Regions from separate parts of the Mus musculus genome. Here all the other regions are linked to region 1. Evidence: chromatin loops called from intact Hi-C (ENCODE). Cell type or tissue: left cerebral cortex. All regions are shown on one strand. Region 1 has its middle 88 kb from the start of Gm34331. Region 2 overlaps Sh3bp4 (SH3-domain binding protein 4). Region 3 has its middle 14 kb from the start of Sh3bp4. Region 4 has its middle 56 kb from the start of 1700067G17Rik.

Region 1 (8,000 bases):
TGGAGATACAGAAGAAAACCGTTTTTAAAACGTCCACGTGGAGCTGGAAAGGTGGCTCAGCAGTTAAAAATACCTGTTTTTACAGAGGACCCACATGGGTTCAATTCCCAGGACCCACATGGTGGCTCACAACCATCTGTGACCCCAGTTCCAGGGGATCTGACTTCCTCTTTCACCTCAGCAGGTGGTACACAGACATACATACGGGTAAAACACTCATACACATAAAATAAACTAATAGTTGTTAATACTCCATATTGCTGGGGATACACAGATCAGTATAGCGTGCTTGCCTGGTATGCTCAAGGCTCTGGCTTTAATCTCTAGCATTGAAAAAAATTAACTGGAAAAACAGCTATTGAGAGCTAGATGCTAGATCTGGGTTTTGGAGTCCAAGTCAAAGGTTACTTACTCCAGAAGGCTCCAAGAAACTTCTGGAACAAGATGGCCCTCCAGTCACATGAAAGACCCTGGGTCCTGGGCCTGAGTCTCCCAGAACCGCCCACCTGCAGTTAAACTGTCAATATCATTGCTCTTGAGTTATGGAGTCATTATTAAGTAAAATAAGGGGTTACTAAAACAGCACTGTGCTACTATGACAACTGGTCTGGTACCCAAGACAACTAACTATTGGGTGATTAAAAGGTAGCCAGTGGTTGAAGCCACATCCTGTAAGAGATGAATTAGAGATGAGATCTCGTCACACAATTGAGAGGAACATACGACTGAAAACTTATGAAGTGTTTATTTCTAGAGTTTTCCATCGAATACTTTTGAACCTCAGCCAATCATGGCTTCACTGGAACCTCAGAAAGAGAAACTTCAGGAGCGTGGGAGGGTGTTGTACTGTGTCACCATATTTCACAAGTAAGGACGCGAAGTGTAAAGACTTGGATACATTGTCTGGGTAAAATTAGAAGTCAGAGGCAGCGCTATCCTACTAACAACCCAGCCATACCCTGAACTCTGGTAGGGAACGACCAGGAAATGGACAATAGCCACAAGAAGCCAGCAAGGACAAAGGCATTAGTTTCTGGGAGTAAAGGCTGGATTTGGAACTGACAGCCCAAGCTCCGTTAGCTCTTCCTAAAAGAAACCTCAGCCTGAGCTGCCCAGGGGACAGCTGGGCCATCTGCACTACAGGAGCCACCCAGCCAACCCTTCAGTTTGTGGCCCCTCCTCTTATCGGGTCTTTCCCAGAAGCATCATAGGAATTCTTTCCTCTCCATGGTCCCGCAGGTTGGGCTGGACCTTGCCGCGGAGGGATGGCCTGGCCACGTGACCACCCAGGAGTTAGTTTAATGTGTTTTAGGTGAGGCCGTGTCGAGTGTGCACTTCAGACTCCCCTTGTTCACCGCCCCCACAGCACGTGAGAACAAACATCACGAACATGGTGTGGAAAACTTATCCCTTTTCATATCGTAGTCCCACAGGTCAGTGCCAACCCCCGGAAGCCAGGGGCCAGCAGCTATGTGGTTGCCAAGCAGGAAGCCTTTTCTCAAATGTGTTTCTTATTGGCTGCCCACGTTTTTGTTTTTGTTTTTGTTTCTCCTTTTCCGGTGGTCCCGCCATCAGCAGAGGATGAGTCTCGTCCTTCACACCCTCCTACATTTTTACAGGTGTTATTATCTTAGGACTGCAGCTAGAGAGGTTCTATGCATTCAGGTTAGGCTTACCTGTGTAGTCCAGGCTCACCCTCCCTATTTTAAATTCTGTCAACTCAACCCTGCTCGCAAAACTCCTTTTGTCATGAAACATCACATATCCTTGGGTCTTGGGCACCATGGTGAGGACATTGGTGGGAGGTATTCTGCCTGCAGGGGGTTCAGGGGAAGAGTTGATGGAGCCTGGTGATAATTTAATGAATCTGTTATTTCTAAATGGATCAAGACCTGTAAAATATCTCCCCCATTATCTTCTAAATAGATTCCAGCTGTACGAGGAGACGGGTGGTGGGATGTGCTTTGCAGGGGTGGGGTTGGGGTGTAGAGTTGGACTGTAACTTTTCTGTCTTCTCTTTTGGATCATTGACTTACTTCTCAGGCAAGTTTCATTTGCTTAAAGCACTGTTTTATGAATGTCAACTTCTCCATGGAGACCCCTCCCCCTTTCCTCATCGTCAGCAGCTGCCCCTCCTCCAGCCGCCCACTCTCTCGCTGCTATTTGGAGTTGAAAGCTGTTCACTTTCATAAAACTCGACTTCTTGAGGTGTGTGTGGGTGCTGCTTGATTCCTGCATTGGAGACTGATTTTATTTAGAAATCACTTAAAGGATTCGTTAAAAAATGCAAATTCCTAGGCAGCTTAGGACCTCTGGAAATCTTGAAATGTCGCTTAGATAGCTGGGTGTGGTGGCACATACCTCTAGTCTCAACTTTTTTTTTAAGATTTTTTTATTTGTTATATGTAAGTACACTGTATCTATCTTTAGACACTCCAGAAGAGGGAGTCAGATCTCCTTATGGATGGTTGCGAGCCACCATGTGGTTGCTGGGATTTGAACTCAGGACCTTTGGAAGAGCAGTCGGGTGCTCTTTTTGGCTGAGCCATCTCACCAGCCCCTAGTCTCAACTTTTGAGAGGTGAGGCCCATGGATTCCTCATTAATGGGGTCAAGGCCAGTTTGAGAGCTTATCTCAAACAAACAAACAAACAAACAAAGTAGCAACGGATGTAAGGAAAAGAAAGAAGCAAAGAAACATAGAAAGAAACAAATATTTCTTAGAAGACGATCTAGTTCCTTATTCCCAAGAAGCTGTGGGGCCCAAATCCAGATCTAAGCATCTTGGTGGACCAGAGGCCTCCGATGAGAGGCTGGATTTAAAACACTGCCACCTTATGGCGGAGGGAGGAACTGCACTTGTGGTCTCTGAGTCCGGTGAGTGCCTAGTGGCTATGCTCATGTTTCATGAGTACAATGTGTGCTACTTGGGGTGTTGGGGATCCCATGATTTGTATCCTTTAAAAAGCAGGAAAAGCTGGGAAGAACGTCAAAGGTCTAGTAGATGGGTGGTTCATGGAGGAGCAATGACCCTAGGCAAGCAAGCAGTCATTAACACAGGCAGAGAGGGGACGGGAGAGGCGAGTACTTGGATTCCCACAGTTCAAGCACATCAGCGAGGGACCCAGACTGACACCAGTGCAGAGTCTTCCTTGTCTGATTGGCTGGCAGGTGATCCACCCTTCTGGCTTCCACCAGTGCCCTGGGGCCCCATCACTTTCTGACTGGGAGACTGTTCATAAGCTACTTCCTCAGGCGAATGCTTGCTGTACATTTCTTTGCCGACTTCACCCAGCTCCAGCCTTGAACAGAAGCCCTGATCCCCATAGACCCTGCCTCGGTGGGACTGGTTGACTCTCTTATCTTAGCTGCTGAGAGTCAGGTCCCAAGTAGGAGTGTCTGGGACTTCCTTCCTTTCTTGCTACTTAAAATGTCTTGATTAGATTTTCCAGCCTTATCAGCTGTGAAAGGCAGAGAGACGTCTAGCTGCAGGCAAACCCTGCCGCAGACACCTCCTGCTCAACTCTGCTCTGGAGAGTTCCTGGAAGAAGTGTGTAGCCTCTCAGAGAGGATCTGGTGTTTTAGAGTCTTCTAGGAGAGGAAAATTCAGGTGGCAATATCTTTGAGGGCAGAACAGATTTCTTGATTTAACCTTGCTTTGAAGGCCAACCAAGGTTCCCCGGCTTGAAGGCAGATCTTTCTCCCAGGCTCACCTGCAGTTCATACAGAACTTTCTCGAGGCCCAGCCATGTGGTCACCTGTTGACACTATGGAGCCGTGGATTCAAGGTCACCTAGATACGGTATCTCACAGAACATCTGACCTGGAAAGGTGCTCTCTGTCTTGTCTCTCTTGTCCCTTTAGAGGAGGGGACTCCACACCATTTGGCTGCTGTCACAGGGTGTTCTAGAACACCCTAGAGTCTGCTGACATGACATCCATTTTCTTTTAAGGTTTATTCATTTTATGAGGATGTGTGTGTGTGTGTGTGTGTGTTTGCCCACCTGTATGTTTGCACAGCTTTCCTGCTTAGTACCCAAAGAGGCCAGTAGAGGGAGTCAGGTCCCATGGACCTGGAGTTTTCCGGCAGTTTTGAGCTGCCATGTGGGTGATGGAATTAAACCTAGGTTGTCTGAAAGAAGAGTCAATGTTCTTAACTACTGAGCCCTCTCTCCAGTCCTGTATTCATATTTGAGTGCATTAAGTGGACTATGTGCATGCAGTGCCTGCAAAGGTCAGAAGAGGGCGCCAGATCCCTCTGAGCTGGGGTTAGAAATGTTTGTGACTCACAGTGGAAATCCGCTGGGGTCCTCTCCAAGAGCGCGAAGTAAGTGTTCTTAATCTTTCCAACCCTGCAATCTGCTTTCCACAGCGGGTCACTGCGGTTCTCTTAGTGCAATCTTGACGTCATTTCGGATAGAAATTTTGACAGAGAAATCTGTAAGGGCACTGGCCTTTAGTGGTTCTTCAAGTCTCAGCAATTTCTCACTGAGATAAGATGCAGACCCCTCTTTGAAGCTGACTTTGCTGAGCACTCTTACCCTCCTTCTGGAATGGCATGCTTGGAATGTGATTTCAGCTTATCAGCCTCCTCCCCAGCGGCCAAGGCAGTAGCTAGTCTCCAAGGCGTCCAGAAACCTTCACCTTCTAAGCCTCTATAAAACTGAACTTGCCCATAGCCGCCCCCACCTCTCTTCTAGTCTCAACCTGTTGGCTCTGGATCCCTCCTCCCCTGAGTGACCTCTGGTCTCTTTCAGTGCTGAATGCCCTGGGGGAGGGGAGGGGGAGGGGGAGGGGGAGGGGAGGGGGAGGGGGAGGGTAAGAATCAAAGCCATTCTAGAAACTTCTGTCTTGTACTTTGATGATTTGGAAATTCCATGGTGAAAAAAATATGGACTTCCGCTTTTAATTAATAAAAAAAAAAAAAAAAAAACACCCCTGGGCCAAACTATGGGATTAAGTCAATAATAAGTTCCAAATCCAGGAAGCAGATGTTCCGAGGCCGGTTTATTTATTCAACATGGTGTGACGCTGAGACCTAGCTGCATAAATGCTCTTACAAGACGGGAAATCCTTCCCAAGGAATTTTGTACACAAGAAGCCCCCTTTCCTGTCCCCTTATCTCCAAGGCTCTGCTTTGATGCTTTACCTCATGGCTGACTTGGTTCCCTCTGCAATTCTCGGGTCTCAGTCACCTGACCTTGAGCCAAAGACCCCTTGAGCAAATCTCCCGGACTGTAGGGAGGATAATGAATTACTCCAAATACATTTGCCTCCGCTGCTGCGTTGTCGTTAAGGAGAAATGGTACTTTAGTCTAAGAAAATGACTGTGCACTGAGATACCATTCCACCGTGAACTAGCCCTGGGTAAATTATTTTATCAGCATAATACATAATGATTTTAGAAAGCTTAAGGGATTGGAAGAGAGTCATGGGGCCCCATTCACAGAGCATGCATTTTGGCTTTTGGAGATCTGGATTTACAAAATGAAACGGATTCTCCGGCTGCCTTGGGGGCCAACGCTTTAGTTAATTTAATTTTCTGGATACATAAAGCTAATCCAGAGGTTTGTCTCAGCTCCTTAAACAATCTTAGTTCAATGTGACGGCTGGAAATGTGGCTTCCCTTTCTGAGAAACCATGTGTGGGTAGCCCTGACATGTGAACTGTGTTAGGCTGGATAGAATGGATTGAAGGTTTTATGTGATAGGGCATCTTCCTCGGTGGCCCATAACAGACTCCTTAAACTGCCTTTTACACTAAGGTTGGTGCTGGCTTCTTGTACAAAATAGGCTTGTCCTCTGGCTGTGGTAGGTATGTCACCTGCCCCACAGAGCCTGAGAACTGGGGACTTTCTCTTAGATGTTGTGGAGTACACACAAGATGTCAATTTCTCCCAAGAGCTGAAATTATTGATGTGTTTATAAAAAATATAAAGAGAAGGGAATATGTTCTATGGAAGTGTGATGCAGTATGGAGGGGAAGGGAGTGTCTCTACAGGCCCATACCAAGGCATCCCTCCCCGCTGGGGGACCAGCCACACAAAGGTATAGTATAAAATAGAGTTTATTCAGGGCATGCAGAGGGGAGTTAAGAGGGTAGTAGAGGCAGAGAAAGGCAAAGAGAGAGAGCAGTAGAGGAGAAGAGGCCGGCCATGAGCACGTGGGGTGTGGAGGTGTTGGGGGGGGGAGGGGAGGGAAGCAAAGAAACAAGAGACAACAAGAATGAGAGGAAGAATGGGGCAATCAGCCCCTTTTTTGTGGGTCAGGTCTACCTGGCTAGCCAGGTAACTGTGAGGTGGAGTTTAGACAGAATGCTGTCAATCATGACACTTGAACTTGGGATCTGGGATTGGTCAAGATGGAACTAAGTGGCAGGTCTCATATGGAGGCTTATTAAAAGACAGCGGTACAGATGCTGCCTGGAGGGGGAGGGGAGGGGTGGAGCATAGGGCATGTGCAGGAGGACATGTGACAGGGTCAACAGTGGAAATGTGTCGCCTCTGGGCAGCTAGTGATGACGCGTCTTATTGTTCCAAGTCCCTCAGGGGCTGCCTAGGAAGGTGCCTGATTGCTAACATTGTCGCAGGGTCCTTTTTGGGCTGGCCAAGGAGGTGCCTGATTACTAACAGGCCACTTCTAATGTCAGTTTATATTCTTATTTTTATTTTTCATTATTTACATAAGTATTAGAGATTGAACCTACAGCACAGAGAGTTTGAGGCAAGTGCTTTATTGATAAATTATATTCCTACCTCTCTGTCCTATTTAACTTTCCTGTTGCTGTGCCCAAAAACAACGTAAGGAGGAAAAGATTTATTTCCGCTTACAGCTTGTAGTTCATCATTCAGGGAAGTCAGGGCAGGAAATCAAAACATAAACCTGGATGTAGAAGCTAGTGCAAAGGTCATAGAAGAATGCTACTTACTGGCTTGCTCAGCCTACTTATATAACCTAGGATCACCTGCTCAGGACTGGCACCACCCACAATGAGCTGGGCCCTCCCAATTCAGTTGTCAATCAAAAAAACCCCGCCAAAACAAACAAACAAACAAACAAACAAAACACATCACAGGCTTGCCAACAGGCCAGTGTGCTGGAGGCATTTTCTTAGTGGCTCTTCCTTCTTCTAAAATGACTCTAACGTGTGTCAAGTTGACATAAAACCGGTCATCCCATCCTCTTCTCCCCTTTTTAAATCTGAAGACCAGGTCTCCAGCAGCTGTCCAGGCTGGCCTTGAACTTGTCCTGTAACCCAGGCTGGTTTTGAACTTGCGGTCCTCCTATCCCAGTTTCTCAAATTGCTGGGGTGATAGACCTGTACCGCCAGGCTGGCTGACAGCCACATTCTGTATTCCAGACAGATAGCAGACCCTCCAGGAGAAGCCTGTCTCAAGGAAGAAAAAAATCAAAATGGAAGTGCCCTGGTTCAGACAATTAAGCAGGTGTCAGGAGGCCATCAGACACACCCACCCAGAAGATAGCTCACCACAGAAGCACCTCTGACACCCCCCCATCTTAACTCCACCTCCCACTTGCTCCCACCCACCAAGTGAGCCAGAGATTAAGTCACCTCCCAAGCCATTCTTAACAGCTTAACTTCAAACCCCTGACTAATGGATGATGTCATCGCCAACCCCCTTGAGATTCAAAGCTAAACCCAGAGACTCCTTTTCGAGGCCGCTGAAGCCTGTGTTTTCCTAGACAGCAGACATAATTAGTCCCAAATAAATGCCATGCTCTTTGTTTTCGACTGGGTTGGTTTTGTTTTGCCCCTTTCTGAATCTGCTTTGGGTGTCTAAGAAGACACATTTGCCTAGACCTCTATCCTAAAGCTTCTCTCCCTCCTTCCTTCATCTGAGAGATCCCTGTCTTATGTTCAAGCCTTCTGCTTGATTGGTTGCATGTGATGTGAGGTACTGGCTGAATTTTATTTGTTTGTTTGTTTGTTTGTTTGTTTTTGGTCTATAGATGCTTAACAGTTTCTCTGTGCTGACTTTCG
Region 2 (8,000 bases), 49 kb after region 1:
TTTGTCCCATGTTACCATGGGCCATATTCAAAGGGTCACATGCCCCGCTCTACCTCTGAGGGTCGTCAGTATTGATGCAGAGAGGCTTGATGATGTCATACAGAGGGGCAAGTGGGGAAAAGACATGGAGTAGGAGAGCGGCCAAACGCTGGGGACAGTGGAAGCAGGAAGGATCAAGAGGAGCTCACCGAGTGTTTCTACTGTCAATGGTGACTGTCAGAACCATACAACAGGGTGGGCAGCCTGTGGGAAAAAACAGGACTGTTCCACTACCTTATGCTCCAAAGCCCAGGCTGCTGCAAGACCTGGAAAGGTCTCTGACAACATCCCTAGCCAGCCTGAGGTCAGTGTGTCTCAGAGTCAGAATCTCTCCTTTCTAAAGCATTCCTTAGAATGCCAATCTGTTTTATACCAGCCAAGAGTCTGTCCTCCATGGACTCAAATGAGCAAGAAGGCATCCCAGTAGAGACAGATGTTATAGGCACCAGGCAACATAAGGCCAGAACTCACATTGAAGCGAGGCCAGACGTTGGGGCAAAAAGGCTTTAACCACTATGTCACAGTCTGCTGGGGACCTAATGACACAAGAGATACCCTTCAAAGACCCAGGTAGAAGCCTCTGGATCATGCCCTTTTCCCATGGTGTCCGACTTTGCTTTCTATTGCTGTGATAATCACTGTGACCAAAAGGAACCCAGGGGGAAGAAAGGATGTATGTGGCTGACACATACTGATCTCAGTCGGTCTCCAAAGGAAGCCAGGGCGGGAACTCAAGCAGGAGCAGAGGATGAACCACGGAGCTTATGAACTCACTGCCCAGGGCTCTCTCAGTCTGCTTTTCTATACAAGCCAGGATGAGCAGACAGGGACAGCACACCCCACAGTGGGCTGGGCAGGGCCCTCCCACATCATTCATTAACCAAGAAAATGCTCCACAGACTTGCCCTTAAGCCAATCTGATGGGGGCAATTTCTTAATGTAGGTTCCCAGTTTACAGAGACTCTCTAGTTTGTGTCAAGTTGTCAAAAACTAACCAGTGAATTCAAGACCACAGGAAACCATAGAGGATCGGAACTGTAACAGAAGAGAGAAGAGACACCTTTCTTGGGGGTCCCATGACATTCCCAACAGCGTCCCTGTGACTCAGCCCAGTGTGACCCATGCCTGTCTACCTCAGGAAGCTCATCCGAGTTTTGGACACCTGCTCTAGCACTCACCATCACCAGCTCCTTCTGGAAGGACTTCCGGTCCTTGTTGTCAGGGTTGTTACAGTCTTCCTTGAGCTTTTCCAGAACGGAAGCCACCCGTTCCGGCTCGCTGTCCAGCTCTGCCCGGCAGAAGAAGGTGAGCGGCAGGTTGCCGTAACCCAGGGCATCAGCAAAGGCCCGCCAGCTGCTGATGTTCTCCATGAGTAAGGTCCGCACAGAGGCATAGATGTAGGTAAGGAACTTGCAGGGCCGCAGGATCTGCTCCAGCAGCACTGAGGTGCTCAGCTCGGGCCCCGAGAACAGGCTGGGCCGGGCCTTGCCGACGACCAGCACGTTCTTGGTGTGCACCAGGCCCACCTTGCCCTGGTAGTAGCCGATGTACCACTCCTTGGTCCACAGCTGTCCCTTGAGCCGGATGCGCTCCTCGCTGAGCAGAGCCACGACGTCACCTTTCTTGTACTCCAGCAGGTAGTGACTCTTGTTCTGCCGCACCACTGTCTTTAGAAGCTTGCCAAACTTGAGGCTAGACACGGGGCGGTCCTGAAACGTTGGATACTTGGTTGTAACGACAAACGGGGACAAGATGATCTTCCCGACCTCGTTCTTCTTAAGAAACCTCCTCTGTCCCGACGGTTTAATGGCGCTTTTAGGGGGCGGCTGCGGAGTCTGGACACAAAACTGCGTGAGGATCGTGTCCTGATCATCCTTGACCTGGACCCTCAGGGTGAAGTCGGACAGCTCATTGGGGTTCTGGGAGATGACGGAGAAGATCAGACGGCTCACCTTGCCCAGCTTCATCTGAAACCCTCTCACTACTCGGGCTTGCTCGTTGGCCTTGACCTCATAGTTAGTCATATTGGAGAACATACACACTCTGAGATCCTGGGGCCTGGACAGAATGAACTGATGTTTGCCCCACAGCTGGAGGGCCACGGGGGCAGGACTGGGAGCCTGCCGAGTCACCTCACTCACCAGGAGGGTCTTGGGGGCACAATCATGTCCAAAAATGGTCACTACTGTCTTGAAGGATGGATGGATGTGTTTGGGACCATAGAGACCCACGGTGACCCTCTTATTGATGAAATCCCACACGGTGGAAGGGTAGAGGATGTTGGGGCCCTGGGCAACGATGGCTAGGTACATGCAGGGTTCCAGGTTGTCCAGCTGTACCTGTATGGTGTCCCCATAGCTGTAGGCGAGAGGGATGGGCACATAAGGCCCCTCCTTTGAGTCACTTCTCAGGCACTGCAGGACCACCGTGCTTTTGCTAAAGATGTCGCCCTTCACCTCGGCGGAGACCTTCATCTCCAAGATGATGAAGGTACTCACCTCTAGGTTACTCAGCTTCACCTCCACCACAGGGCTTACGCTGGTGGATCTGTCACTGTTAAGGTCCAGCGGAGGGTCCAGCAGGGCTTTCATGGAAATCTGCTGTGTCTCCCCAGGAGCTACATGGCCCTCTGGCACATGGATACTGATGTTGGTGTCAGGAAGCTGCACGGAGCCCCCAGAGCTATCCAGCTTGCACACAATATTTGTCTCCACTGCTTGGGTCTGGCCCCAGCCTGGGCTTTGGCCGAGCAGATCCAAGTCATGGCAGGAACGGGCCAGCTTCCGGTGATTGAGCCAGGCGGTTCGGAAGTCTTCTCGGCTTTGAAACTGTTCCGGGACAGGCGACTTCAAGCCTGTGAAGAAGCTGGACGTTGGGGGAGCATCCGATTTGGCTTGCAGGACGGAGAGTTCCGAAAGGCTGTAGGAACGCTTGCTTCTGAAAAAGGGGTTGTCCCGCTTGACAGGCTGCTCCACCTGGAGTCCATTGGTGGCTGGGAGCTCATCAAAGATGTTGCCGGTGCTGTTGGTGGTCGCCGAGCTGGACTCAGTGAAGGAAGATGTGCCCGTGTCAAACAGGAGCAAATCCACGGTACTCTTGGGGTTTAGCTCATCCGTACTGGGCTGTGCATTCCCATTCAGAAAGGGGTTCGTTCGGACTCCATTCCAGAAAGGGTTGTTACTATAGGGCCTGCCAGATTCTTTCTGGTCATCGGTCCAGCCACCCCCTAGCAGATCTAACTCCTTGGCAACTTCTTCAGGGCTGTCCGGAAGATTGTCGATCATGCCACTGTCACTCAGGGTAGAATTCCGGTAGTTTAATGGCTGCACGTAGGAGGAAGGGATGTAGCCCATCTCGGTGGTGTTGTGAGCGTACCACCACTCCCCACCAGACGTGTCCAAGACGTAGAGGTGGTCGCCCTTGGAAAACTTCAGGGTGGTGAAGTTGTTTGGGCAATAGTCTTTGATGGCAATCACTTCCTTTGCGTTTCCAAAAGGCGTGGGGTTGTCTACGAGCAAGGCACTGGGGGAAGGCACTGCATAAGAACAAAGAGACAGTGTGAGGTCAGGCCCACAGGTACAGGAGACACTTCCAAGTTAGGGGGGTGGAGGAGGGTGGGACGGCTAGAAACAGATGATGCAGTCACCAACCCGGCCAGGATAACAACAGAAACCAGCCAGGGTGAAGATCCACTTAGCCACTTTCCAAGTCAACCTTCTAAGTGAGGCAAAGGACTCAGAGGAATGAATGTTCCTTAGCCACCTTAGAAAGACAAACTATATGACAGTAGTGGACATGCCCACTTGTGCTGAGCAGCTCATTTTGATAATGTTTTTACCTGATTTCTGACCAGGACTGTTACCATGATGAAAGAAAGGACAGATGTGAAATGCTAGAGAGCACACTGATGCCCTGGGCTAGGCAGCGGCCCAGTGATGCCCTGGGCTAGGCAGTGGCTCGTACAGCTTGGGAATGACAAGAGCCCTCAGATTCCAGCCAGGATCACTGAGTCCTTGTTCTTCTTTGGTATGGAAGATAGAAAAGGAGAGGAACAAGTCCCTGACAATCAGAATGAGCTAAGTTACAAAGTGCCACCCATCCCTCACCTTTCTTCACAAGTGATTTTTGAGTTTGTTTGGGAGTCTATCCCCACTCTGCCTCCCCAGACTGGGTTTCTTTGTGTCCTCGAATTAGCTCTGTAGACCAGGTTGGCCTCTTACTCAGAGATCCACCTGCCTCTGCCTCTCAAGTGCTGGGATTAAAGGCGTGCGCCACCACCACCTGGCTAGATTTTTTGGGGGTATTTTTTTTAAATGATTATTTAAAGTATGGGGGCCTCCCTCTCCTACACCTTGACAATCAGAGGTCTAGCCATGCATTTGTGTTAGTACCCAATAACTACTTTTACTTAAACGCAGCCCAAGAAACCATCACTTTCAAAACAACCCAGGGTAATGCATGGTTCGTCTCCAACACACCATGCTTGTGAATACCACAGACAATACCCAGAACAGATGAAATAAGTCATCTACGCAGGGTATGTACTTGGAAAAATAATGATTGTGTGCCAGGCCCAGGTGAGATGCTTTTCAGGGGACAGAGAAAATGTTTTCTGATGGAAACAGACAGGGGAACCGCCACCCCACCCCACCCCACCCACTGCAGGGCAAGTCCTGTGCCATGGCCTTATTTAGTCTGTAGACATTGGGTCTCTGTAGCTGTTCTTTCCTTTTAAAAAGAAACTAAGTTGTTTGTCTACACATACATGCACATGGCAAGGGTGTGTGAAACAGAGGGTAACTTCCAGGACTAGATTCTCTTTTTCCACCGTGGGATCCAGGAATTGATATCAGGTCTTCAGGCTTAAGCAACAAGAACTCTTATCCACTAAGTCATCTTGCTGGCTCAAATAAAGTATCTCCTAAAGCCAACTGTGTATACAGAAACAGGCAAAAGGACAAAACTCTCAGCTAAATCAACTTAACAGCTGCTTGATACAGGATGAAGTCCGTGGCCATTAGGGCTTCATCTGTCGAACTGGCTGCCCAGACTCCATTACCTGCCAGGTTCCTTTTTCTTCGAAAGGAGACAACAAACCCAACTTTGTCTTCCTGGCCAAGCTTGGGAAGCAGGCAAGGAATCGCTTAGCTGGCAGAGGTGCATCCGGCTTAGCTGGACCCTGGAACCTCCCCTCTCACTTTTAAAAGGATGCAAGAACGGAGAATGCCTGGGTGCCGCCAGCTCACCAGACCCGAGATGAGTCGCCTTGGGGATCCCCCGTTCTCCTGATGGAGAAAAGGCATCTTTCTCAGCAGGCTGTGATGAGGCCCATGGTTGCTCAGCTTGAAGATGGGATCATGCATAAGTCATCTGAAACCCACCCACTCCCTGCTAATTTCACTTTTTCTTCACAGCGCTTACTAAGGTCAGGGGGAATTTCTCTTTTACCCTCAGAGTTCAGTGGAATAAACAAACCGATTAAATTGAAGAGAAGGTTAAAAAAAAATTCCTTAGCGTGCAAAAGAGGGAGTCAAGGGACTAGTATTCTCTGCCTTTCTAAAGGGAAGGGGGAACAAGGAGGCAGAAACGTTTGGGGAAAATACTGCATGACTTTAAGGGGAAATCACGTTCCTGGAAACATTGCCATACACTGCCATACTCTCTTTCAGATGGAAGCCGAGGCCAACGAGGTTGACAAAGTCTTTCCAAGTGTGTGAGTTTGCAATGTAAACCAGGGGAGGGAGGAGGCAGTCTGCCTGGGTCTGGAGTTCTAGCAGAAGGAATCTCTCCTTGTATCCACACCACTGCCCCACCCCACCCCGATCACCACACTGCAGACTTGATGAGATGTAGCAATCAACAGCTCACAAAAGCGCCTGGAGTTCTGGAGTCCTTGAGAAGGTAAGCAGCATCGGGTGCAGAGTCCCAGGAGGCACCCTCTTGTACCTCAGGCAAATGTGGCCCCAGACATGGGTCACACAGCTGGGCTACTGAACACTTACCTCTCACCTTGCTGTCCTGTCCTTTTCCTAAGACTCCTCACACATCAAACCTGCCTAGAAACTTTCAAGGTTAGGCTCCAATTAGGAGGTCTTCACTTCCCTCTAAAGGTTCCCAGGTCTTGCTAGCATGCATGTGAATGTCTGTATGCATTACGTTTGTCAGTCTCTTTGTTAAAGAGACCATATCTGAAAGGGTGGGAGTCTTCATCTCTCAGAAGGATGTAAGCTCCAAGAGATCCCGGCACACAGTAGGTGGGCAGGGAATATCCATGAGCTGACAGTCACATGTTAGGACCAGAATGTTTGAATCATGGTGCTGGCAGACAAGCAAGTCAGAATTCCCCTGACCAGGCCCTTCTGCCACCAAGTCACAATAGTGACAAACTGTATTAGTTCCCTTTTCCTATTGCTGTGACAAAATACCCAGCCAAGGCAAGGACTCCCAGGAAGGCTTAGTTTTGGCTCATGTTTGAGAGTACCATGGTCAGCAAGGTGTGAGGCAGCTGGTCCGCAATCAGGAAGCACGGAGCAATGAATGCTGGCCTCAGCTGCCTTCCCCATTTTCTCTTTTTCTATCTAGTCCATGGGATGGAGCCGCCCACATTGAGGCTGAGTCTTCAGCCTAATTAACCTTAGTTATTAACTCAGCCTAGGAACTCCCTCACAGGCTAAATTTGTCTCTTAGGTCATTTTCAATCCGGTCAAGCTGAACAATAGGAGGCATCACACAGATCCTGCCCCTGAAAGGTTGGGAGGAAACAAAGAGCCCGAAGGGACAGGCCAGCTTCCTCTCTGGAGTGTGCTAATGTGAGCGGCGCCACAGGTACCAGTCAAGGGGCAGGGGAACCGGAGGGAAGCTCAGACAGTCCACGAGAAGATGTGAAATCAGCTGAAGAGGGACCTGATGACTGATAGCCCTAGAGGGCCGAGTAGGGAGATGCGGAGGATGCTAGCCCCAAGCAAGGTCTGTCTGCTCCCATCTCTCTTAACTTCTGGCTCTGTCACTTCTCCCTGAGATGTGGGGCCGGGCTCCTCTGGAATAAGCATCTTAATCCCTCACATCTGACGAAGATCAGAGGCTTGGGAAGGGTAGGTGAGGCTGTGGGCCTTCCTCCTGGCCCAGGGATCTCCCTGACCGTCTGGGAGAAATTTTTTTTTTTTTTTTTTTTGGTACGGCAGGAAGGGGCAGAGACAGGAGGGCTGGTCACATGGTGTTTCTGAGGCCTTTGCCCTCAGCCCCAAGAGACTCTGTAGGAAACGTGGGAATAGGAAAGCGAGACTTGGGCAGGATTGGAGGTCCCAGAAGCGCTTCTCTCCCACACCTGTGTGGCTGGTCGTGCCCTCTAGTTAACAGGACACATTTTTCTTCCCTGATGCACATACGAGAAATAAAAGACAAAACAAAACAAACAAACCCCACAGGTGAAAATTAAATAGCACACGGCAGCCATTAAGACCTTGTCAGAATCCCTCCAAAGTTATGTCCTGTTGTGTTCTCTTCCAGTAATTAATTCTCTTACAGCCAAGGTTTTCAAAATTAAAAAAGAAACCAAAAGCCAAAGCACCAGAGCATGCTTTGTACACAGTCTGAAATACATCAATACAAATTATCGTCTTCGCTTCACCAGACTGAAGAGTAAGAATGGTTTTTACTTAAAATTCTGAGCACTCTCCCTCTAGGGCACAGGAGAATACATCTCACTCAGAGATCTGTCTCTCCCATCCCTTGGGGAATGACCATGGTGGACTGTGTCCTCCATTCCTTTCTGGAGATCTATGCATCATCTCCATCAATGGCCGACAACACCTGGGAACAGGAGGACACGGGGACAGAGATTTTATTCCTCCAAATCCTCATCGAATCCCATCTTAATGAGATATGGGGTGAACGGCCTAGATCGGTTGTTTTATAATACATAAAACCTCCCTGGATGTTTTGCAACTTTGGGGTCCTGAATA
Region 3 (8,000 bases), 140 kb after region 1:
CAGAGGGCCTGAGTTCACTTCCCAGTACCCATTATAAATAGCTCATGACTTGAACCTCCAGTTCCAGTGCTATCTGACACCCCTGGCCTCAGAAGGCACTTGCTCTCACGTGTGCATACCCACCCCCAAACACACACCACACACACACATAATAAAAATCCAAAATTGTACAAAGAAGAAGAAAAGCCAGGTCTAGTGGTTTAGCCTTGTAATCCCTGTCATTCAGAAGCAAGATTGCAAACTCATGGCCAGCCTGGGCTACAGAGTGAATCCAAGGCCAGCCGGGCACCTTAGGAAGACCATGTCTCAAAATAGCAAAAGTGCAAACAAATTAAAAGCAATAAAACAAATGAAAAATAAGCACTGAGGTTGTACCTAAGAGGAAAGAGCACTTAGGATGTCTGCTTAGCCTAGCCAAGACTTTGGGTTCAATCTCCATCAACACACACACACACACACACACACGTTGTCAAGGACACAGGAAACAAAACACTGGTTCTTTGTTGGTGGGGATGAAAATTAGTGCTACTATGGAAAACAGTATTGAGTGTTTTCTGAAAACAAAATAGAGCTAGCATGATTCAGTGATCCCACTTTTGGATATATATCCAAAAGTTTTGAGAGCAGCATGTCAGAGGATGGCTGCACTTTCGTGTCACTTGCAATGCTATTCCCAGCGATGGCTATGGAACCTAAGGTCTCACTGGCAGGTGAATGAAGCAAAGGAACAGCTTATGCACAATTCAAATGCTACCAGGTCCAGCAGGGAAGGAAATTCTGTCGTTCCTCACAATCGGGATGAAACTGGAGAACGATTATGCTAAGTGAAATAAACCAGGCACGGAAAGACAAATACCACCTGTTCCCACTCATCTGTGGAATTTAAAACAACAGACACAGAGATTAAAATGGTTGTTATGGAGTCGCAGTGGGGGTGGGGAGATGTGGATCAGAGGTTAGCCTTACCTCAGACCAGAGGGATAGGTAGAGTTGCTTTTCTTTCCCAAGCCCTGTTGCACAGTGTGACAGACATGGTTGTGTGGATGGCTAGAGTTGATTGTCACCTTGGAAGGATCCAGAATCACCTCAGAGATAAGCCTCCAGGTACACCTGTGGGGTGTTATCTTAATTAGGTAGACCCCTGGCCGAGTGTCTGTGAGATCATCCTGATTAGGTTCATCGATGAGAGAAGACCCACGCTGAAAGTGCACAGCATTGTTTCCTGGCCTGGGGTTCTGTACTGGGAAAAGGGAAGCAGGAAGCAGGAAGGAGGAAGCATTGACTCCTCTGATTCTTTCTTCTTCTTCTCCTTCTTCTTTTTCTTTTTCTTTTTCTTCTTCTTCTTCTTCTTCTTCTTCTTCTTCTTCTTCTTCTTCTTCTTCTTCTCCCTTTTCTTTTCTTTCTCTTTCTCTCTTTCTCTCTTCCTCCCTTCCTCTCTTCCTTCCTCCCTTCCTCTCTTCCTTCCTTCCTTTCTTTCTTTCTTTCTTTCTTTCTTTCTTTCTTTCTTTCTTTCTTTCTTTTTTGAGACAGGGTTTCTCTGTATAGTCCTGGCTGTCCTGGAACTCACTCTGCAGACCAGGCTGACCTCGAACTCAGAAATCCTCCTGCCTCTGCCTCCCAAGTGCTGGGATTAAAGGTGTGCAACAACATTGTCCGGCCTTCTATGATTCTTAAGTGCTAGTTTGATGTGACTCACTGCTCCTCAAACTCCTGCCTCCAAGATGGACTGAACCTCAGAGTGTGAGCCAATAAAACCCCTTTCTCCCTTGCGTTGCTTTTGTGAGGTCTCAGGTGTGTTACAAAAGGAAAAGTAACCAAGAGATGGTAAACAGCACTGTATTATACACATGTTTCTAAACCCCTAAATATAATTATTGTGTTTTATAACGCAGTATAATTGCGGAGGTTGCTATCTTGGTTCTGCCAAGGTGTTCCCCTAAGGAACAGACCTAATATAAAGAAAGTTTATGGGGAAAGGGAGGGGGTACCTGGAGAGGGGTAGAGGCAGAGAAAGCAGGGAGAAGGAAAGAAAGAGAAAGAGAGGAAGAGAGGCCAGCTGGCTAGGAACATGTGGGAACAGAGAGAGAAAGATGGTGAGAGAGAGCTCGGGTAGCGAGCACTCCCTCTTCATATACCTGGAAGTGATACAAGCTGTTGCTAGGTAGATGTAGAGTGTAGCCTGGTGGAATTGTCTGTAGACCAACACTAACTTCAGATATTTTCACGAAAGAAAAAGAAGTAGAAGAGACAGAAGAGGAAAGGAGAAGGAGGAAGAAGAGGAGGAGCATTTGGGATGGACATGATAGCTAGCTTGATTTAATTGCATATGTATTCATATGTCCCTTCAGCAATCTGTCTGTATGTACATATAAATACATATAATTCAGAAATATGTGTAATTGTAATTTGTCAATGTATATAAAAATGGTAATTTATCTGCAGCTGGAAGACACTCAGTTTGTGTTTTTAAATACCACCGACTGGTATGGATGTAATTTCTTTAGAAAGCTTGCTTAGTACCTTGCTTGTTTGCCCCTGCAGATTAAAAGAAACTATGTGTATGTGTGTGTTTGTGTGTGGCTATGTGCAGGTGGATGCAGTGCCTTCAGAGACCAGAAGAGGGCATCAAACTCCTTAGAGCTGGGATTACATGTGGTTGTGAACTTTCCAATGTAAGGTGCTAGGAACTGTACTTGGGTCTTCTGCAAACATCCTGAATGCTTATAACTGCTAAGCCATCTCTCCAGCTCCCACTCATTGAGTTACATCTCCAGGAGAGAACTAAAGAGTGTACACCCAGAGAGAGCACCAATGAACCGGCCAAAGAAATGGCTCAACGAAGTCGAACTTGTGGAACCAAGGGATTTCCTGGAATTGCATCCAGGGGCATGGGTGACTCAAAGGCTGCTCAGCACTGAAAAGCCCTCCCAGCATGGACGGCCACACCCAAAAGCTGCATCCCTGGAGCTCCCTGCTGGGCCTGCAGACAGCTCCACTGAAGACTTCTCCCTGCAGCCACTGTTTGCAGCTCACCTTCTCAGAGGAGCCTGGGAGCCTCTCGACTCTGCAGGCTTCTGGAGCCAAGCACATTTTTCTTTACTTTCCCAGTGTTAAGAGCCTCCCTCCTCCACCAGGAGAGAATGTTTCAACTCCGAGGAAATAGCTGCACAACACCATCTGTAGGTTTTTCTTCTGTTTTGCTGTTCCACCTACTGGTGGGCAGAGCTCTTCTTTCCATGTGTGCTGTTTAAGATGCTGTAAAGGGCACGCTCACAATCCCTTGCTGCCTCCCTCCTTCCCACTGTCCTCTTTCCTGCCTCTCTTGTATGATAGGAGCTCTTTCTTTACCTTTCAGCCACATCAATCACATTTATTTTTTTGCATTGCCCATTCTGGCTGGAGTCCTCATCATGGGGAATAGATTTGAGATTGGTATTAAATGGACCCTTTCTTGCTAGGTTTTAGTGGTGGTTGTTTGGTGTGGAGGGGTGTGTGTGTATGTGTGTGTGTGTGTGTGTGTGCGTGTGTGCATACATTGGTGTATTTGAGACTGGCCTCCAGCTCTATGCATCCAAGGATGAATTTTTGACCCTCCTACCTCCATTTCCCAAGAGTAAGTATTATAGATGTATGCTACCACATGGCTCCTTCCATGGTTTTTAACACCCAAAGAGCTAATGGTGTTGTGTGTTCTTAGACTCTAGTGGTATGGGTGTCTCACCTTCAATAGAAACCTTTTCTTCATGTTATTACTTCTATTACCCATTAAGAAAGAACTCTTATGGTTGTGTTTCTGAGAGACTGACAACACCCAACTCTAGGTGAAGGAACTCTAGCCGGCCTGAGCATGGCAAACATGGCTCTGGTGGGCCTTGCCCTTCTTCCCCATTCCCTCTGCCTTGCTAAAAAACATTGGATTGCATTCCTAAAGCTAGCCACCGACGTCTTTTCTCTTCATTTGGCCAATTCCTCCTCCTGAGGCTGACAACCAAGATCCAACTATCAAAGTATTGAAGTCCAGCAGTCAAAAGTCTCACCTAATAAACATGTCCACTTAAAATTAAATACTCTTCCTAACACAGGGTTTCCCCTCGTACCTTTATAAACTGCCATTTGTCTATGGGTTGTGTCTGTCCCCTCTCTATCCACATTCCTTTGTCCTGTTCCCCTCTGGGACAAATCCTCCTCCTCCCTCTCCCTTGTTCCCTTCCTCTTCTCTCTCATCCTCTATCTCCTGCCTTTGTCTCTTATTCTCTGCCCTTTGTTTTTCTGGGGCAAATAAATCTCCCTGGTGCTGAGAACTTGGTCTTTGAAGTGTCCTGAGCCAATACTTGGCCTTACACTAGGCAAACGGGATGGGCATTCCAGAACTTGGACTCTCATTGTGCAGGGAACCTAACATGTCAGAGGGTCTTTTTGATGCCAACAGAAAGCTCCTTCTTGGAATGGGGCCAAAACTGGGGAAATGTGCAGGTGTTTCCTCCAAGACTGAAGTAATCCATTCCATCCAGTAGGGAAGTTCCCTAAACAAGAAGGTAAACAGCTAAAATTAGGCTCAGGAAGTCCCTGAAATTAACCAGATTCTGGCCCCTCCCTGTCAGAGTAGGCAATAAAAGTGGCAAAGAAGACCCAGGACCAGATCTGCTGCCCAGAAGAGGTTTAGACCAACTGAGTCACTCAGAGAGGACACTCTCCATGTGCAGTGTGCTCCAGGTTCTCAGCTTTTGTGAGCTGTCACCCATGCTGGGGTAGACTTTGGTGATGCAGCTGTCTTTGAGTCATTTCTGTTCCTGTAAGTGACCCCTCAGCCACACTCCTGTAAGTAACCCCAATACAACTCATTGGTTCATCAAGTTGAATGTTGGTGGTATTGGTCTGTTCTGGGATCCTTTTTCTGGGGTTAGTAGCATCTCCCCAAGAAAGATTTTTTTTTTCACATAACAGAAAACAATAAGGTCAGAGCTAGACACTTGAGTCTGAAATATTTATGTAATAACTAGCCAAAGCCAATGTATTCCCTACAGTGTCTGGTACTTTTCAAGATGGGGTCTCATGTAGCTCCAGCTGCCTGGAACTTGCTATGTGGATCAGGCTGGGCTGGAACTCAGAGAGATTCACCTACCTCTGCGGTCATTAACAATCAGTTCAGAGTCTCACTCTTAAGAGTGGCCTGGCTTGGATCAGTCAAGACAGGAGAAAACTATCATTTGTCCCCAGGGAATCTTGCCTTTCACTGTTCTATGTGTCTATCCCCACCACCTTGAATATGCTCTTTGAATACAGTCCCTGCCTTGGTGCCTCTGGACCCAGGGTAATTACCTCACCCCCAACCTTCCATCCCACCCTGGGCCCACAGGGTTGTTCTCCCACATTTCTACTCTAAAACCTGTCTCCTCTTTCCTTCACAGAAGCTATTTAAGAGTCTTCCCAGCTGCTACAGGCTGTCAGCTCTGTCTGGCTGCATCTCATGCTTGATGTGTATGCTCTATTGACTGTTTAAGCCACTGGGCACGTCTGTGAGGGGATTTCTAGTTTGGGTTAACTGAGATGGGAAGACCCATCTGAACTGTAGGTAGCTCCATCCCATGGGCTGGGGGAGGTTTAAATAAGAAGAGAAAATAATGCTGAAAGAAGTGATCTCATAGCAACATACACACACACACTCATACTCACATATGCACACACACACTCACACTCACACATGCACACACACACTTACACTCACACATGCACACATGCTGGTGGCTCTAGATCAGATTGTCTGGAGCAGATGTGGCATGGAGGAAGGACTCTCCAAACCTACTCTTTCCCTTACAGAAAGTGATTTATCACAAAGCAGATTTCTTGCTGTCAACTTTGATGGTGAGTTTCCTTTGAGGATGGCCCTTTAAATCTGCCCTGTAGCCGGTATTGGCATTAAAAGAACTAAGTCCAGACAAGGAAGAAAAATAAGGCAGAGGGGGGTTGAAGCCACTGCTCAGATAGCAAATAGAACAGACAGAGAGGACAGCCATCCTCCAAGACAAAGGGGAGCAAGGATGAATTAATAAAGTCAGGTGACAGCAAACATCAGGTGTGAGAAGTGAAGGAGGTCTAGTTGAGCCTTAGAGGCGCCTGGACTGGAGACCCAGCCCACAATGGTGCTGGCTGCACCATCTCAATGGGGAGCTTCCTGCTCATCCTTATCATCTGTACACTAATGAGCTCTTGTTTACACATCAGGCCAGATGCAGCCTGCCATCACCCAGTCCTGCTTACAGATATCCCTTAGCTATACTTCCCCTCCCAGTTGGCCACTCCTTCATTCCAGCGACCAGATGGCTCAAATGGAAGGATGTGGAGATCCTAGGGGTGATGAGACAGTTCCAGGAAAACCAGTATACTAACTGGATACTAACTAGCGTTCTGTGTCTGAGACAAGGGACCATCTCATCATTTTGGTTCCGATACTCCGGTACACACTGGAATTTCACCTTATTCAGTGACTTTTGTCTCAGAGCACAAGGAGAACAAATCATGGCTTAGGGGTCTTCTACCTCCGTATCTGCACTTTCTCCATGGCACTGTGAGACCGAAACAGGAAAAAAAACACCTTGTTGGTTAAGAGTTCTGTTTGCAGTTAAGAATAAGTTCCTGTTTGTCCTAAGCTTGTTTGCCCCAATCTAAACAAGATATGCTTGATTCTGTGGAGGCGATGTGTGTGTGTGTGTGTGTGTGTGTGTGTGTGTGTGTGTGTACATGGACAAGAGCTATGTCAGGGTGTACACTTGCCCCTGATTGGATGTAGGCAGGAGGTTTTTAGGCAGGAAATGACGTCAGAATGTATGTTTGCCCCTGATTGGAGCTGATGAGAACTGTGGTGTGTTTTGTCCTATTAAGCCCCTGCAAAACTTGTCTTGTGGCCATTTTCTGAGAACCCAAAGGCAGACCTGGCCAGAGTCCATCCCAGTCAATATTTAATAAAGCTTCTTCAAATTTGGTTTTGAATTTTGACAGTGGTCTTTTTCTCCACCAGTGGGACTAGCAGTGTCTGGCACACAGTCACAGTGGAGTGCAAATGAATGATAGCCAAGCCTTTGCTTGTGGCTCAGAATTTGTAAAGTGACTTCCCAGTATTGAGACTCACTTAAATTTTTAATTTTGAGACAAGGTTTCTTTGTGTAACCCTGGCTGTCCTGGACCTAGCTCTATAGACCAGGTTGGCCTGGAACTCAGAGAAATCCACCGTCCCCTGCCTCCGGAGTGTAGGAATTAAAAGTATGTACCACTACCTCCTGTGTTTCAATTTACTTGTCATTTCTATAGCAGTCAACTGGGATGCCAGCTTATTGGGGTACAACTCCCTCCGTCACCCTCAGCGGCCCTTAGACTTTTAGGGACCTCAGCTCAGGCCAACCCCTGATTTGTAGCTTGGATGCAGAGAGAGATTTTAGTACTAGCCAGAATGAGGTAGATTTGGGGCTTGAAGGAGATATTTGAATATATTTAAAGCACAAGGTTAGAGAGGAGACTCTCGGAGGGGAGAGTGTGGCTATGGGCTTCTGAAGAGGCCAGCAAGCGAGTCATAGCCAATGTGGGTGCGAGCTCTCAGGCTCCGGAGCTCTACCGGCTCCCAGCTTGTTTTGTTTTGACTTCGTCATCGGGTTTGTTGAATGTTTTGGTGGGGTCTGCAGGGACCTGTCACCCAAATGTTGCTAAGAGAGCTAATGAAGCCATCTGACAGAACCGACAGAGCACCTGACAGGATCAGCAGGCCCCGACACAACAAAGTGGGCTGTTTTCACTGTAAAGTTGTGTTTGAGATTTCTAGATGTCTTAGGAAAGAGGCAACATCCAAGGTCAGACATCTCCAGGCCGTAAGCCTGGGTCACTGATTCTTTAACGTAAATGTCCTCCACGAAAGGAACAGTCACTGTACATCTGTAGCCTTCACAGCAAGTGTTAAGTGTTGCAATTGCCTCTCAGCTGGTAAGGGGCTGCCATGAGCCCAGTGGGTCTCA
Region 4 (8,000 bases), 230 kb after region 1:
GCGGAGGGACTTGCCTGCTCCTGGGCATCCTGGGCTGCTTTTTCTGTGCTGATATCCAGCCATCCTTAGACTTTGCCATTTTATCTAATTTTTTTTTTCAGGGAAACCTTCAAAGATTTGAGGGTAAACTCTTAGGCTTTCTATCTCTTAGGTTTGTTTTTAATGAAAGTACAGTGCTTGCTTCTGGGAGTGGTACCAGAGTTTGTGTGGAGAGAAGCTATGAATATTCATGAATTGCCCAATGCATATTGGCGAAGCCACAAATGGGGCTGAACTCAGAGTCTAGATGGCAGCAGAACTCTAAAGAGGTTGTAACTGTTGTTTCAACTAGACCTATTTATTATTTGGGGCCTTGGGGTGGGGGGAAGGTTCAGTGGGTCAAGCCCTTGATTTACGAGCACGAGAACAGCATTTTAGAACACAGCGTCCAAGAAAACAGATTTTTAAAATTACATTTAATTATGTATTTAAAGATATTTAATTTTTTAAAAAAATTATTTTGTGTATGTGTATGTTCCACGTGTGTTTATGGGAACCTGTGGAGGCCAGAAGAGGGAGCCCCTGGGTTACAGGTGTTTGTGAGCCATCCAGTGTGGGTGCTAGGAGCCAACCTTAGGTCTCCCAGAAGAGCAGTAAGTGCTCTTAACTCGTAAACCCTGAGCCATCCCTGTAGCTCCCGCTTGCCTCCAGTTGTGCGACTACACAGGTGTCGTGGCCATGGAGGTCGGAAGGCAGCTTGCAAGAGCTCATTCTCTCCTTCCACCATGTTTGGTCTTAGGGATCCAAGTCCAGTCCTCAGGCTTGGTGCTCCCTAATGACATTTATAATATCAAGATGATTTCTTTAATTCCTTACAGAAATTAAAATGTAAGGAAATGAAAGTTTGGGCACCCGTCTCTTCTAAAATCTTTTGAAGGAAGTTTGACGTTTAACTGACCGAATGAGCGACTATTGCCTCAGAGCATAGGCTATGTTTTGTTGATACAGGTTTTATAAAAGTTTATTGGTCTTAACATACAGAATTAATGACATCAGATCGCTGACATAAGTACTCTATGTATTGCTGGAGAATACAGGCGACCTCTCTTGTCAGTCACTATGGAAGAATCTTGGGGCAGGTAGGTAGGAAGGGTTTAACAAGCTAGGACCCAGCTTGAGCCACCAACATCCCCTTCTCCACAAGGCACATAGAAATCTAGGATCCTGGTATGGAGCTACAAGTACATCCTGCACCCAAGAGAGCAACTGGCTGCTCAGCCCTAATAGCTCCCTAGTGTTTTAGCAACTTGCCTTTTGGGACTAAATGGATCCTGAAAGTAGGGACAGTGTACCAGTCAAGTCTAGACTACTTCTGGATGCATGTATAATTAGGTTAACTATGACCTCTGAGGAAACTTTTATTGGGGGAAAAAAAAAACCCAAACCAAAAATCTATGTACCATCTCTGACTATGCAGCATTTAGCGCACATATGATTAAAATCAGTTGCACTGAATAAAGGCTTGCACAGCCTGTCAATCAAATCAGAAAGCCACCTACCACCTACCTCTAACAAAAGCTTCTTTTCCTCCTGCCTCCAAAAGGAGACCCCGGGCAGTGAGCAGATGCTCCTGAGCTGCCTGCTTGCGTAGGGCCCGCTGTTCCCTTTGATGCACTCCCTCTAGACTTTCAAACTCCTGGCTACTTTGCTATTTATACCATGCGTCTTCGATTCTTTGACCAAGGTGCCAAGAATCCGGGAACAGCCAGGCCAGGCAGAAACCATCACAGCGATCTTAGTTTACTCTTCTTTGCTTCAGAATGAATATGAAAATAAGATTTCAGGGACCGAGAGAGGGCTCAGTGGGGAAAGAGCTTGCCAAAAAAAAAAAAAAAAAAAAAAGATGAGAACCTAAGTTCTAATCCCCAGTACCCATGAAAAAGCCCGGTGTGGTAGTGGCCATCTGAAGTCCCAGTGCTTCTGTGACAAGGTGGAAATGGGAAGATGGGAGAACCCTTGGCATTTCGTGGGCCAGTTAAACTGGTGTATGCAGAGGTGAGCAACCAAGAGACTCTTTCTCAAAGAATGTAGTAGGTGAAAGTGGACACCCACGGTTGTCTCTGACCTCTGCACGCATGATGCAGCATAGATGCATCCAAACTTACACAGCGTGTGCACACACTCATAAGAGACTGAGATTTCAGTGTATACGTAGGATATGGAGGCCATTTTAAAGATGTTCCCCGCACCCAATTGTACTATTCCTGAACATATGAAATAGAGCTGAAGGTCAAAGTATGTTTATGAAGTAGTCAACTGTGCTTGTGCTCTTCGTAAGAAGAGACGCAGTTATTTCTGTAGTCTTCACAGTCTGCAGTTCTGCTGCATGCATGCAAAGCATCCTGAAGACGTTATCACCACAAACAACATGAAGACAATGACAACTGGATAGCTCAAGTGCAGTTCTTGACATTCCAGATGACAAGAATCCACAGAAATCAGACTCCAGGAAAGAATTAACTTGGAACTTTCGAGATGATCCCTAACTTGTTTTCAACTCCCCGCCACCCCCACTCCCATTCATTGTATGTGCAGTAATATGCTTTCTCTGGGACTGGGATTGCAGCAGAAGACTTGTAACTGTGGTCTCCTGACAGAATGGAGCCTGCTTCATAGGCAAATCAGTTCCACCCTTGTTGTTAAGGTCTGTCCCAGTCCTGCAGCATTTGGCCTGAGGTGCTGGCTGTCACATCCACACTGGACTCCAGGAAAACATAACTGAATGACCACTCCTTTTGTTCTTGGTGGTTAGTTTTGTGTGTGTGTGTGTGTGTGTGTGTGTGTGTGTGTTTGAGATAATAGTCTTGCTATATAGCCCAGACTGTCCTTAAATGGGTAGTTCTGTCATTGTCCCTGATGCTAGGGTCATACATGTGACCCAAACTTAAAGGGCCACTTTTTTCTAAGTGCCTTTTGTTGTTCAGTTTTTGGAAGAAAGAGGCCCTTTCTTTACACTGGGATGAGAATGACCAAGGGGCACACCCATCCCCCACTATATGAGACCATTGCATAGAACGACTTAATTGGCCATGACTCTGAAGAAAAAGGTTCATCCAGAGACTAGGGGAAAGTGTCAAGAATGCCTGGGTAAAGTAGAGACTCAGCTGAAGAAATCCCAGAATGCTTCTTGTCTTATATAAATGGATGCAGAGGGCAGGTAGGTCTCCCCCACCTTGGCTCCTGCATGTGGTCTGCTTACCGGTGTGTCTTCTGGGCCCAGGCGGTGTCTCCTTTTTCCACTGATGTGCATCAGGTGCTCTTGTGTGGAGCCCACATGTTAATTCAATGGTAGCTGGATAACCAGATGGTACAGCTTCCCAAATTTCTCAGACCCACAGAACAAGCAAGGGGCTCTAGGGACTAGGGTCCTAGTCTGTAGGAGGAAATGACTCTGAGGCCAGGAGCCCCAACACTTGGAAGAAGCACAAAGACCACCCTGGGATGTCCCATGGCTGTTGACACTGCATCTGTGTGTTTACTGGCTTTTCTCTGCTTCCTCTATGAGTTATGACGTCATCGTAGTCACGATGGAGAGGTGAATAATTCTTCTTTTCCCAGTTCTAAAACTACAAATAAATTCATTTCCCCATATATCTGTATGTGTGTACACATATACATACATAAACATGTATATACTAAATGTAGAGATGTGTGCCTATATACATTTATAAGAATACAACATATATGTATAAAATGTTCCCTCTTAATGCTAGTGATCATATATATATATGTATATGTATATGTATACACACACACACATACATGAAATGTTGCTTTGTTTAAGTGTGAATGAGCACGTACACCCAGAGCCAAGCTTTCTGGTCAGGTCATCTGTATAGAATAAAGACAGATGGAGTCAGGCGAGTTAGAACTCTGCGGCCTAGAGCACCCCCCACCCTGCCCCTACACTTCTGTGCTCATGCGTACTTACTCTTAGCATCTGGAAGTATACAGGTCATCTGTGTTAGGGGGTACAAATTCTACTCTGTGCTTTAAGAAGGGCTTGGTGGCTAGTCCCTCACTGGGTCACCCATGGACACTCAGAAGGGTTTCTCAATTTCACTCTCCATTGCCCATGTTACTAAGAAGTGGGCAGCGCGATCTGCACATGGAGCGTGTCAGCTTCCCCAGCCGGGGATGGAAATCTTCTGTGGGAACGAAAACTCCCACTTCTTCTGACGCCTCCCACACCTCTGGATTTTGACATTCATACGCTATGGATCGTTGGCTGAAAATGATGTATTATTGATTTGTGTCTTAGAAACAGTACTTCCACCTTTCGGTGGTTATAAAAACATACGTTTGGGCTTTTCAGGGTGCGTTCAATAGCTAGTTTTTGGCATGCTTTGCTACCTCCAAAGTTCTCAGATGACCTCTTCCTGTCCCTGTCTGGAGAGTCATCTTCCTGAATACACTTTATTAACGTAGCCAAGGCTGCCCTCAGCCAAAGACCTTGCCCCCAGGCAGAGGGCAACACTTTGTCATCTGCTCTTAGGGACTCCAGCACTTAGCCAAATAAACTCGCTCCTCTCCCAACCACCCATTCATTATTCCTGACAGCAGAGCCCTGCCGGAGAAAGGCACTTGAGGGCTGCCTCTGAGCCACAGAGCTGTGACAATATCCAAAGGGGATTTCTCAGAAGTCCTGAGAGCCAAAGAGAAAAACAAGTAGCTTGTGTTAGGTGCTCTGACACATCATTCAGACGATGAACTTGACTCAGACTGTACTCACTGATAAAGTTCCCCAGACAGTGCTGGCAACTGGGACTCTTCCCAGTTCACTCCAATATTCATCAAAACTTGTTGACTTTGGGGGCTGGAGAGACAGACTAGTGATGAAGAGCACTTGCTTCTCTTGCAGAGGACCTGGGTTTGGTACCAGCACCTCCATGGTGGCTCATAACCATCTGTGACTTCAGTTCTAGTGTGACCAAACATTTTACTTTTGGGAAAGAGTGAGGAAGAATCCTCAAGTGGTACCACTCACTCATATGTGAATAGTCTTTCCTGGACATGATAGTCAATGGCCAGTGGTAGAGGGCACAGTTCAGTGTAATGGTAAACCCTGGGCACGGCAGGCCTGAGCTTTGACGTTATAGAACTCTGTGCGAGCCAATGGGCTTCTGGGCTCTCTGTGGTGGCTCAGGAAGCAAGGAGCTACGTGGACAGTGGGAGAGAGGTTGTATGAGGAGGAGGGTGGCATGACAGGAGAATACAGTGGACATTTGAGATGTGTGCCTGGACTCACCAGCACAGCCAAGGGGTCTGTAACAGAAGAGAGGTGGACCAGGAAAAAAGGGGAAGGAGGCTTAGAACTTGCTGGAGAGGGATTAGCAGACCTCTGGAAGGTGATTATGAGTTTGATAGGAGACAGGGATCTTTGAAACAGATCTTGTCATGGCTAGGCTCTTATGGGAGAACGAGACATTATGACAGCCATGTGGGGAGACAACTGGAGAGCTGGGGATAGAGATGGTGCAAGGAGGAGGAAGGGGGAGGATTTGGGCAAGATGTGATGGGTACTTGACGCAGGGTGACAGTGGAGTCAGGCACTAGAGATGCATGAGACCAGGCTCCCCTGTGTGATAGGATTTGCTGAAGGACTGGATAGAAAGGGAGAGGGGGAGAAAGAAGAAGGAGGGGAAAGAAGGAAGTTAAGAAATATAGTACTCAAAGTTTTAGACTGAGCGTCCCCTTCGGGGGGAGGGGTCTTGGTGTCTGTACTATATAACCCCAGGAAATGGTGTCACATCTGGGGTTCAGTCTTGGCCTCTGCTAGTGGCCGATCTGGCACTCAGCAGCAGCTGTAGCTAGGAAAGTCTTGATGAGTGAAACTCCATGTTGTTGAGCCCCCACACACCTCCATCTCTGCCACCCTGACTACTTTGTTCATGGCCCATTGGACAATGACAGGCATGTCTGGGGAAAGAGGCTGACTGCCCACAGGTCATCTTATCCACTTGATTACTGAGCTCCTCCTCTGCTGAAGTCACCTTTCAGTGATCACTTACAGGGACACAAGTATCATCACTTCCTTTGGCCATTTGGAGAGATCTAGCCATATCCTTCTTCTCCAGATGTCGTTCTCATCAATTTTCTAATTACACTCTTTCCAAGTCTCTGACCCACCAGCCAATTCATTGGTTACAGCCCATGAATCAGTGAACAATGGAACATCTGGCCCTTTCTCCTTCCAAAAATATCATACGACCATGTGTTCTGCCTGAAGCTCTGGCCACTGTGAAGATTCCCCTTCACTGATGTCTTTCAGGGTTGTCCCAGCAGAAGGTTGCAATGCTGCAGCTGTCCCCTTCTGGGTGGTGCCTACATGTCTTGTACAATCATCAGTAAGCTAGGTTCTCATTGTTTCTACCTCAGTCAACCGATCCTAGGGCTACATAGAGTCGCATGCTTGGGACCAGAAGGCATTGTAAGAGGAGTAGAAAACAGATGATTAGACAAATTCAGGGTTCCTATTGCTGGAACAAAACCAGGACCAAAAGCAAACTTGGGGACAAAAGGGTTTATTTGGCTTACATACCCTGGGTGACAGTCCACTGAGGGAAGCCAAGGGCAGGAAACTCAAGGCAAGAGCCTGGAGGCAGGCTCTGAAGAAGAGACTATGGGGGAGTGTTTCTTACTGGTTCTTTCTTCATGGCTTACTTGCTCTGCCTGCTTTCTTAGAGTGCCCAGGGCCATTTGCCACTCCTAGCAGGATGGGCCCTTGCACAGCAATCGTTAATGAAGAAAATGCCCCATTGAGATGCAAGCCTTTGCTAACAAAAACCTAACCAGGATGGTTTCCTCTTCTGAAAGGGACAGAGATGGAAGAGAATGGGGTGTGTGTGTGGGGTAGGTGGAACAGGAGTCTACTTGGCTGCATTTGATATGACATGCCCTTAGACACCCAAGTGGCATCTACAAAGCTCAGTCTGGAAGAGAGAGTGCAAGTCCTTTTTTAAAAAAGGCTCCTAAAGTCTTGCTTGGCTGAAGGAAGGGCTATGACCTCTTTCTTGCATAAGCTCCCTGCTGCCATTCCAGATGTGTGTGTGGGGGGGGGGGTACCCGAAGCCTCACTAGCAGCTTCTGTGCTTATCTGGATCATCTCCCTCCCCTCTACGCTCCCCTCCCCCTACACTGCCCTAAAGGTCATTCTTATGCATGGATGGACCCATGCTATTCAGGCTATGTGAGCTTCTTGGGTAGGATATAACCTTTCGGTTAAAACTCAGAGGCAGACCCCTCCTACCCGTTCACCCACATCTGCCAGCCACCCTCCCAGTAGCTTGGGAAAGAGCAGAATAACAATGAGAAGCCAGCTGAGGAAACTCTATGTGTTAGCTCAACACTCCCACTAATCTGGGATGCGCTTCAGATCCATCTCACACTTTCCGGGTTCCAAGATCAACACTTTGGAAATTAGGTATTAGGTGAGGATATAGTGTCAATGTCAAGAGCTTGGAACTCCTGGGCTCCATGTTGCACTCCATTGGTGGAGGCAGAGTCTTACACTGTAGCTCAGGCTAGCCTAAAACTCATTATGTGGCCCAGGCTAGCCTTGAACTTGAGAATCTCCTACCCAGCCTCCTAGTGCTGAGATTAACCTAGCCTAGTAGTATTTTTGCAAATCTACCCTATTCAAGGAACAGACTGAATTCTGTTCAGTAAAACAGAATTCCATAAAACAATATAAAGAGATTTTAAAAGCCAGTGGAATTGGGGACACGCCTAGAGCCTCTGGTGTACCCAGTAGTGTCATAGTGGTTTCCCAGGTGGGTGTCTTGATTACCAAGCCTTGGGAGCAATGCCTGGGATATCTGAACAAAAAGGCAAATAGATCTGTCCCTGGCCATGAAAGAAGGACCTTGAGCTGCCCACACCCTCTGGAGCCTAAGAGCAGGGTCCTTGTGGAACACAATGGATGCTCATGTCAGCTGCATGGCTAACATGACTGCTTGTTG

What was found. Peaks named below come from ENCODE experiments on the same cell type or tissue, not always from the same donor. Only the 100,000 strongest peaks of a DNase experiment are listed, where the experiment ranks them.
Region 2: a loop joins it to region 1, with 2.2 times the contacts of the local background. A loop is called at or near these places in 7 of 42 quality-filtered maps.
Region 3: a loop joins it to region 1, with 2.2 times the contacts of the local background. A loop is called at or near these places in 3 of 42 quality-filtered maps.
Region 4: it touches region 1 in a loop (2.5-fold over the local background); 3 of 42 quality-filtered maps call a loop at or near these places.

What each region holds. Positions count from the first base shown.
Region 1 is chr1:89,187,892-89,195,891 of GRCm38, reverse strand. No RefSeq gene overlaps it. Among named protein-coding and RNA genes, the nearest start is that of Gm34331, 88 kb to the right of the region's middle. In left cerebral cortex, CTCF peaks have their summits at 2,843 (motif pointing left) and 4,225 (motif pointing right); DNase peaks (open chromatin) are centred at 897, 2,147, 2,873 and 4,241; H3K27ac peaks cover 449 bases.
Region 2 is chr1:89,139,124-89,147,123 of GRCm38, reverse strand. It overlaps Sh3bp4 (SH3-domain binding protein 4), which reads right to left. Exons shown (of 6, transcript NM_133816.3): 4 at 1,218-3,574. Among named protein-coding and RNA genes, the nearest start is that of Gm34331, 40 kb to the right of the region's middle. In left cerebral cortex, no CTCF peak of the experiment used is centred here; no DNase peak of the experiment used is centred here.
Region 3 is chr1:89,052,819-89,060,818 of GRCm38, reverse strand. No RefSeq gene overlaps it. Among named protein-coding and RNA genes, the nearest start is that of Sh3bp4, 14 kb to the left of the region's middle. In left cerebral cortex, CTCF peaks have their summits at 2,617 (motif pointing right) and 3,198 (motif pointing left); a DNase peak (open chromatin) is centred at 3,166.
Region 4 is chr1:88,956,491-88,964,490 of GRCm38, reverse strand. No RefSeq gene overlaps it. Among named protein-coding and RNA genes, the nearest start is that of 1700067G17Rik, 56 kb to the left of the region's middle. In left cerebral cortex, no CTCF peak of the experiment used is centred here; a DNase peak (open chromatin) is centred at 4,190.